Linked DNA regions of Homo sapiens: region 1 is linked to region 2. Evidence: chromatin contacts called from ENCODE Hi-C or POLR2A ChIA-PET data. All regions are on one chromosome and are shown on one strand. The core of a region is the stretch at or near the end of the contact, and the rest is flanking DNA. Distances in the headings are between cores, read along the strand shown. Region 1 overlaps SLC4A1AP (solute carrier family 4 member 1 adaptor protein). Region 2 holds the start of CAD (carbamoyl-phosphate synthetase 2, aspartate transcarbamylase, and dihydroorotase).

Region 1 (4,009 bases), core at 1,510-4,009, 470 kb after region 2:
GCCTGGTTTTTCCTCCCTTTCCTATTTTGGATACTGGTCTAGATGTGTATCTTCTTCCTCCTCTTTTCACTTATGGGTTGAACTTCCAAACTTTCTGCCTCCTACCCTAACCCCTGCAAGCAATCTTGATTGTGATTCCATCTTCTGCTTTTTCATCTCCTTTGAGCCAGTCTTAGCTTATCCTCTAGGCCAGCCTGGCTTTTTAATGTAGCTGAAAACATCTGTGTTGCTGTTGCTTCTGTCTTTCTATGCCAGAGCCTTCCTGAGGCCTGTGGGGAAGGGTGTGAAGGATAATGATTTGACAAAATGTCCTTCATGGCCAGGCAGGCAGCATTCTTCTGGTGGCCTTAGCAAGGGAATGGGTTTTATCTCTGGTAGGGAGAAAGGGGCTTGAGGCTGGACTTAAGAGTGCTACTAAGGGGATAAGACTTAGGTAAAAGAAGGCAGTAGTAGCAAGTGGGGCTTCAGGGAGGGCCAGGTAGCTAACATCTGGTATGGGTCACTGTGAGTCGAATGCCATTACTGTCCTTATATTCCAGTTTTCAGGGCTGTCCCATGGTCAATATGAAGAAAACAGAGGGCTTTCTTTTCAGTCTAGTATGCTTATTCTGGGGTTTCCTCTGTCTCCTCATGCCATATTCTCATTGTCACCTCTGCCTGCTCTGAGTATCTTGTCAACTGAATTGCTATCCCTTTTGTTTTTGCTCTGTTCTCCCCCTGCCTTTCTAATTTCTACTATCTCTTCTTTATACCCTTCCTCAGCTTTGTCCTAATGGGCTTAGCTTTTCTAACTATCTCCAGCCGTTGAGAATGTTGACAGGCTCAGCAGTTGCAGTCTCTCACTATATCTTTGTCATTACTACACTGGGTATCCTGCATACTGTACCCCCATCCCCATGCACACTTTTTTTTTTAAGTGCTCAGAGCTATTGCGCTTAAGTGGGAGCTCCAGATAAGTAAGACACTCTTCAGAGGTTGGTGGGAAGTAGGGCTTTACACCATGGATCAATCTCCTGCTGCTTATATGTTCTCCTTTGCCAGTGACCTTTGTACTGTAGTCATTTCATGGGTGTGAAGTCATGTAGCATGTGGCAAATTACTTGACTAAGGGAGCAGCCTCATCATAGCTCTGTGTCTGTGACAGTCAGCATTGTTCTTGTCCATTCAAAATCTGTTGGTCTGAATACCTCTTTCTTATTGTTATATGCTTAGATATTCATTTTGTGGTAATTTTTATTTTGCCAGAGGTTTCTTTGTCAGTATCATGGTATTTTTAGATAAAACCTTGGGACTCCCTGGAATAGATGTGTATAATTATTCTTTCTTCCTAGGACTGAAACTCAGACTACAGGTGCAGAAAACAAAGCTAAAAAGCTTACATTGCCTCTATTTGGTGCCATGAAAGGAGGAAGCAAATTCAAATTAAAAACTGGAACAGTAGGGGTAAGTTGTGAGTCAGGGTGTTAAACTTTTAGCCCTTGAGTTATCCCTGAGCTAATTTTTCTCTTTTCTTTTTTGAAACTACAAATGACTCATTCCATAGTAATGTGAGAAAGGGCTGTGGGCTTGGTATGATCACATCTTTCCCAGAACTTGGTTCTTGGATTCTTTTTTTTTTTTTTTTTTGGAGACAGAGTCTCACTCTGTCACCAGGCTGGAGTGCAGTGGCGTGATCTCGGCTGACTGCAACTTCCGCCTCCCGGGTTCAAGCAATTCTCCTGCCTCAGCCTCTCGAGTAGCTGGGACTACAGGCGTGCTCCACCATGCCCAGCTAATTTTTGTATTTTTAGTAGGATGGGACTTCACCATGTTGGCCAGGATGGTCTCCATCTCTTGACCTCGTGATCCACCTGCCTTGGCCTCCCAAAATGCTGGGTTTATAGGCATGAGCCATTGTGCCTGGCCAGTTTGTGGATTCTTTTTCTCAGCTTAGGGTTATCAAGAATTGATGAATTAATTTATGCCAATCAATTTGCAAGTAAATGGTTTGTAAATTAGAATCATAGTTTATTAATTTCTCATGAATGTTGCATTTAAGAATGGGTCTCCTGCATTAAATGCTTTTCCCCAGGTGGATAGATGTAGTGTTCAGACTCACCAACATTTAAGAACATAGTGTGTGCACTTGCCTCTGCCATATGATTTTTCTTCATTTAATCCTTCCAACACCTTTTGCTGTGTGGGAATTATTGCCTCTTACAAATGAGGAAATAGAGTCAGAGAAGTTAAATACCAGATCACACCAGCGTTATGTAACTAAGCTGGTAATCAGATCCAGGTCTGTCTCTTGAGCTTTATGATTTCCCTGCTACCCTACAATATATGTCTGTCTGTATGTTTTTGCTTTATCTATATTCCTATTCATAGATTCAGCTTTTAAAAGGTTTTCATTACCCCTAAGAGCTGAACCTTGAGTATTAGTTTGCTAGGGCCACCATAACAAAATACTAGGGATTGGGCAGCTTAAACAACAGAAATTTATTTGTTCACAGTTGCCAGCAGGGTTGGTTTCCTCTAAGGCCTCTCTGCTTACCAATGGCTGCCCTCTTGCTGGCTCTTCAGATGGCCATCCCTCTGTGCACTTGCACTCCTGGTGTCTCTTCTTCTTCTTCTAAGGACATGAGTCATACTGAGTTAGGGCCCCACCCTAATAGTGTCATTTTAATTCAGTTTAATTTAATTTACAGTCATATTCTGAGGTACTGGGGCTTGGGACTTCAAACATGAATTTGGGCAGCAGGGGGCACAATTCGTCCAAAACACCCTGAATTAGGGTATACTGCCCTCTGGTGGCAGAAATCTGAAGTCCTAGCTATGTATTCTTTTTGTTTGTTTCATTGAGAGACAGTCTCACACTGTCACCCAGGCTGCAGTGCAGTGGCCATCTCGGCTCACTGCAACCTCCTCCTCCCGGGTTCAAGCGATTCTCCTGCCTCAGCTTCCCGAGTAGCTGGGATTACAGGCACCCACCACCACGCCCAACTAATTTTTTGTATTTTTTTTTAGTAGAGACAGTTTTTCACCATGGCCAGACTGGTCTCGAACTCCTGACCTCATGATTCACCTGCCTCGGCCTCACTATGTATTCTGAATGAGTAATGGTTTACCTAACAAGTAGGCTTTTCAATCTGTTGCGGTGGGGACTTAGGTTTTAAATAGAAAACTTTTTACTAAACAGCCCTCCTTAGAGAATTTTAGAACTAAGTCCTATATTTAAAAGATAATATAGGCCGGGCGCGGTGGCTCATACCTGTTATCCCAGCACTTTGGGAGGCCGAGGTGGGTGGATTGCTTGAGCTCACTAGTCGAGACCAGCCTGGGCAACATGGTGAAACCCCGTCTCTACTAAAAATACAAAAATTAGCTGAGCACGGTGGCCTGCGCACCTATAACCCCAGCTACTCAGGAGGCTGAGGCAGGAGAATCGCTTGAACCGGGGAGGCAGAGGTTTCAGTGAGCTGAGATCGCACCACTGCACTCCAGCTTGGGCCACAGAGCAAGACTCTGTCTCAAAAAAAAAAAAAAAAAGATATAACCAAGATATGCTTTGGTTCCTTCCCTCTATTCCATAACTGTGATCAACCTTTTCTAATAAATACTTTTATTGAATGGCTTTGATTAGAATATTTAGCTTTATTCTTTGAGAAATGTCTTCCTCCTTTTCTTCAGGATCTGTTTGATGGATTTACATGCCTTGTTTCCTTGAAATTACGCTAAGTCTAAAATGAAAAAGCAGCACAAATGACTTATTTCTGATTGTCTGATTTATTCCTTAGAAGATTTTGTAATCAATTGAAATCCTTTAATATCATGAGTTATAACAGTCCAGAATTCCTGTAGCTGGCACTCATCTGAAATAACTATTTTAGTTCCTTACAAGCTATTTTCAAGTGTTTTGTATTTAGTAATCTTTGACTCTAGGAACTAATAAAGACACTTGTTTAGGGTCTATAGAGGGGTAAAATTTCATGTCAAAGTCCCACCTCCAGCAGACTTCTGTGGAGTTCAT
Region 2 (3,712 bases), core at 376-2,875:
GGGGACCCAGGTATGCTGTCTTACCTCCAAACTTCTGGGAATTGTCTTTTCTCCCTTGTATTTTCCACTTTAGATCAGAAAGACAAAGTTGCTTAAGCGCCTTTCATTCAGAGTTCTGGGGCTATAACCCCTTTGAAAGAAAAGATCTTAAGATATACTCTATTATTTGTCTCACGTGTGTCCGTGTAAAGAGACCACCAAACAGGCTTTGTGTGAGCAACAAGGCTGTTTATTTCACCTGGGTGCAGGTGGGCTGAGTCCAAAAAGAGAGTCAGCAAAGGGTGGTGGGATTATCATTAGTTCTTACAGGTTTTGGGGTAGGCAGTGGAGTTAGGAGTGCTGTTTTGCGGGCAGGGGATGGATCTTACAAAGTACATTCTCAAGGGTGGGGAGAATTACAAAGAACCTTCTTAAGCGTGGGAGAGATTACAAGGAAACTTCTTAAGGGTAAGGGAGATTACAAAGTATATTGATCAGTTAGGGTGGGGCAGAAACAAATCACAATGGTGGAATGTCATCAGTTAAGGCTATTTTCATTTCTTTTGTGGATCTTCAGTTGCTTCAGACCATCTGGATGTATACGTGCAGGTCACAGGGGATATGATAGCTTAGCTTGGGCTCAGAGGCCTGACATTATTGTTACTGTTTTTATCTGTAATTTTCTTTCTTCTTCCTTTATCCTAGCAATGATTGAGAGAATCTAAGTTGAAACAGATAATTGAGAAATATGCCTAATGAAATGGATAAAGTGATGTTCTCTATTTCTCTCTGGCCTCCAGAAATGTGTCCTGAGAATGGATCTTGTGTACCTGATGGTCCAGGTCTTTTGCAGTGTGTTTGTGCTGATGGTTTCCATGGATACAAGTGTATGCGCCAGGTGAGGAATTAGGCCGTCTAACTAGGGATACAAGGAATGCATAGAGCAAGTCTTCTCAGAAAGGAGAGCCACAAGACCAGGAGCTGATACAAATTTCCTATAGGTGGAAAACTATAGAATTGCCCTAGACAAAGTGATAGGTATATTAGGAAAGAACTAGGTGTTAGGATGTGGCCCTCCGTGTAACGTTGTATGGGGGTGTTTTTTGGTCTGTTGTTCACAGGGCTCGTTCTCACTGCTTATGTTCTTCGGGATTCTGGGAGCCACCACTCTATCCGTCTCCATTCTGCTTTGGGCGACCCAGCGCCGAAAAGCCAAGACTTCATGAACTACATAGGTCTTACCATTGACCTAAGATCAATCTGAACTATCTTAGCCCAGTCAGGGAGCTCTGCTTCCTAGAAAGGCATCTTTCGCCAGTGGATTCGCCTCAAGGTTGAGGCCGCCATTGGAAGATGAAAAATTGCACTCCCTTGGTGTAGACAAATACCAGTTCCCATTGGTGTTGTTGCCTATAATAAACACTTTTTTCTTTTTTTTTCCTCTCTTTCTTTTTAAGGAAAGGCGCCCTGCCTTTACGTGTTTCTTGCTTGGGGTGGGAGGGACTGCTTTAGGGCAGCCGGTTTTTTCAGGTTTCCCCCGGTTTTGCAGTGCGGAGACCACGGGGGCCCACTCCCCGTGGCTCCGCGGACCCCGCCCCTTACGTGCCCGGCCCCGCCCCTCACGCCGCCTGTGTCCGCGCCGCCGCAGTCTCTGCTGCTGCCGCCAAGCGCGCCCGAGGCTCCTACGCTGCCGCGCCCGGCTTCTCTCCAGCGCCCCGCGCCGTTAGCCACGTGGACCGACTCCGGCGCGCCGTCCTCACGTGGTTCCAGTGGAGTTTGCAGTCCTTCCCGCTTCTCCGTACTCGCCCCCGCCTCTGAGCTCCCTTCCCATGGCGGCCCTAGTGTTGGAGGACGGGTCGGTCCTGCGGGGCCAGCCCTTTGGGGCCGCCGTGTCGACTGCCGGGGAAGTGGGTAAGCAAGCCCGGTTAGGCTGCAGACCTTATCCCACTCTGTGATGCGCCTCTCCTCCCAACCTTCCCCGTCCAGACCCCGCCATTTTCCCGCCAGCGTACCCCCTTCCCCCATTCGGTGCCCATGGGCCCCAGCGCCATAAACCCCTCGCGACCAAGGCAGCCTCCACTGGGGCGTGCTCATCGCGCGGGGAGTGTTCCGAAGGGTGCCCTACCGGAGCCCAGCCCTGCTTCTTTCTTGCAGTGTTTCAAACCGGCATGGTCGGCTACCCCGAGGCCCTCACTGATCCCTCCTACAAGGCACAGATCTTAGTGCTCACCTATCCTCTGATCGGCAACTATGGCATCCCCCCAGATGAAATGGATGAGTTCGGTCTCTGCAAGGTAGCCACACCCAGTGCTTTCTCTACATTCCTTTTCAAGTCAGTAATTGTTAACTATTAGTGAAGTAGGAGACGTTGACACCCTGCTGGGCATCCTGCAGAAAACATACCCACTGAAGTAGTAAAGTCAAGGACTAAGATCACTAGTAACTGTAGTTAGGGGTTGTTAAGTGCCTTGGGAGGCACAGAGTGTTGGAGGCCTCAGGAAAAAGCTACCGCCTTTGTTAAGGGCATCAAGGCTCCAGGTATAGCTGAAAGCATTCTGTATGTAGTGAAGGCATGGATCAAGGAAAAGTAAAAGAGGTGTAAGGGAACAGCCTTGTCCAACTTGTTAGGCATGCAGAAGTCAGGAGAAAAAAGCCTGCAGATAAGTTAAATCCGGTGGGCATGGAGGGACCTGAAGCCAAAGCAGAGTCAGCTTAGTTTGGTAAAGGATCCATTGAAGGTTTTTTTTTAGCAGCAGAGTCAGATGGGAGCAGTGCTTTTTAGGACTACATAAATTAGTGGAAAGAGACTGGAAACTAGGGTCACATACTTCTCTGTGACAGTGAGTGCCAGTTTACCTACAAAACCAGTGACATTATCTTCTAGACCTACTGACATGGCCTCGTCTGATTCTCTGCTTTTCAGTTGTGTTCTTACCTCTAGGTGAGAAAACTGAGTTTCTTCCTACAGTGAGGTTTCCCCTATTCCTTCACCTCTGAAATTTGGAAACTAAGTTGCCCTCTGACAGTTCAAGCATTAAAAAAAACCCAACATATAGTAATTAAGGTAATAGAGGAAGTCAATCTGGCCTAGAGTAGTATCTCTCAAAATTTGTTTGGCCTCACTGCAGGTGTAAGCCTTTAATTCTTAATTTGCCTTCCCAGCCACCCTGACGCTGGGGAGAGTGAGCTCCGGATAAAGGACGTACATGTTGTTCTTCCTGGAAAAGAATTTCTAGGTTCATCACAAACCTACAAATACACTGCATTCTAGTTGATAGTGAATTCTTGTGAATTTGGTTAACCTTTGTCAGTCATCACCTTTGTCAACTCTAGACACACTGACTAAATTGAGTTTATAAAACTACAAAATTGAGGCCTGATTAGGATCAGGGTGGGAAAGGCCTCTTGGAGCCACTCGCACATATAAATGGATTACTCCACCTGGCCAGGGAGGGTTCTGCCAAACTATCCTTCAGATCCCTGGACAGTCTCAGAATGCAGGTTCCTTAAACTGTTCATCACCCAGCTGAATGCAGTTTAAATATGCTGATCCCTCCCACATAAACTTTCTGTTTCTATGTAGCTATTAAACGCTTATCTATTGAGTAACAAGTTTATGGTTTTTGTTTTTTTTTTGGGGACAAGGTCTCACTTTGTCACCCAGGCTGGAGTGCAGTGGCATAATCATGGCTCACTTGCAGCCTCTGCCACCTGAGCTCAAGTAGTCCTCCCA

The links. A loop is a pair of places that touch in the nucleus more often than their neighbours do. ChIA-PET counts read pairs that join two places held with the same protein, here RNA polymerase II (POLR2A). Pooled maps may share reads with other maps.
Region 1: a map with no recorded cell type shows a loop between it and region 2 (6-fold over the local background). The contact joins the enhancer-like site here to the promoter of CAD in region 2. A Hi-C loop is called at or near these places in 1 of 37 single-sample maps with no recorded cell type and 5 of 50 pooled maps. POLR2A ChIA-PET finds 5 or more read pairs at or near these places in 1 of 52 experiments (AG04450).

The regions. Positions count from the first base shown.
Region 1 is chr2:27,680,917-27,684,925 of GRCh38, forward strand. SLC4A1AP (solute carrier family 4 member 1 adaptor protein) reads left to right here. Exons shown (of 14, transcript NM_018158.3): 9 at 1,332-1,443. Among named protein-coding and RNA genes, the nearest start is that of SLC4A1AP, 19 kb to the left of the region's middle. RefSeq lists an enhancer at 749-1,948. Within about 2 kb of position 2,760, at least 9 of the 41 ENCODE cell types and tissues checked have a DNase peak (open chromatin) inside an H3K27ac peak, as active enhancers do.
Region 2 is chr2:27,215,744-27,219,455 of GRCh38, forward strand. It overlaps CAD (carbamoyl-phosphate synthetase 2, aspartate transcarbamylase, and dihydroorotase), which reads left to right and starts at 1,626. Exons shown (of 44, transcript NM_004341.5): 1 at 1,626-1,890; 2 at 2,134-2,273. The coding sequence starts at 1,809. ATRAID (all-trans retinoic acid induced differentiation factor) reads left to right here. Exons shown (of 7, transcript NM_001170795.4): 5 at 1-10; 6 at 780-877; 7 at 1,101-1,414. The coding sequence ends at 1,205. RefSeq lists a silencer at 1,498-1,727.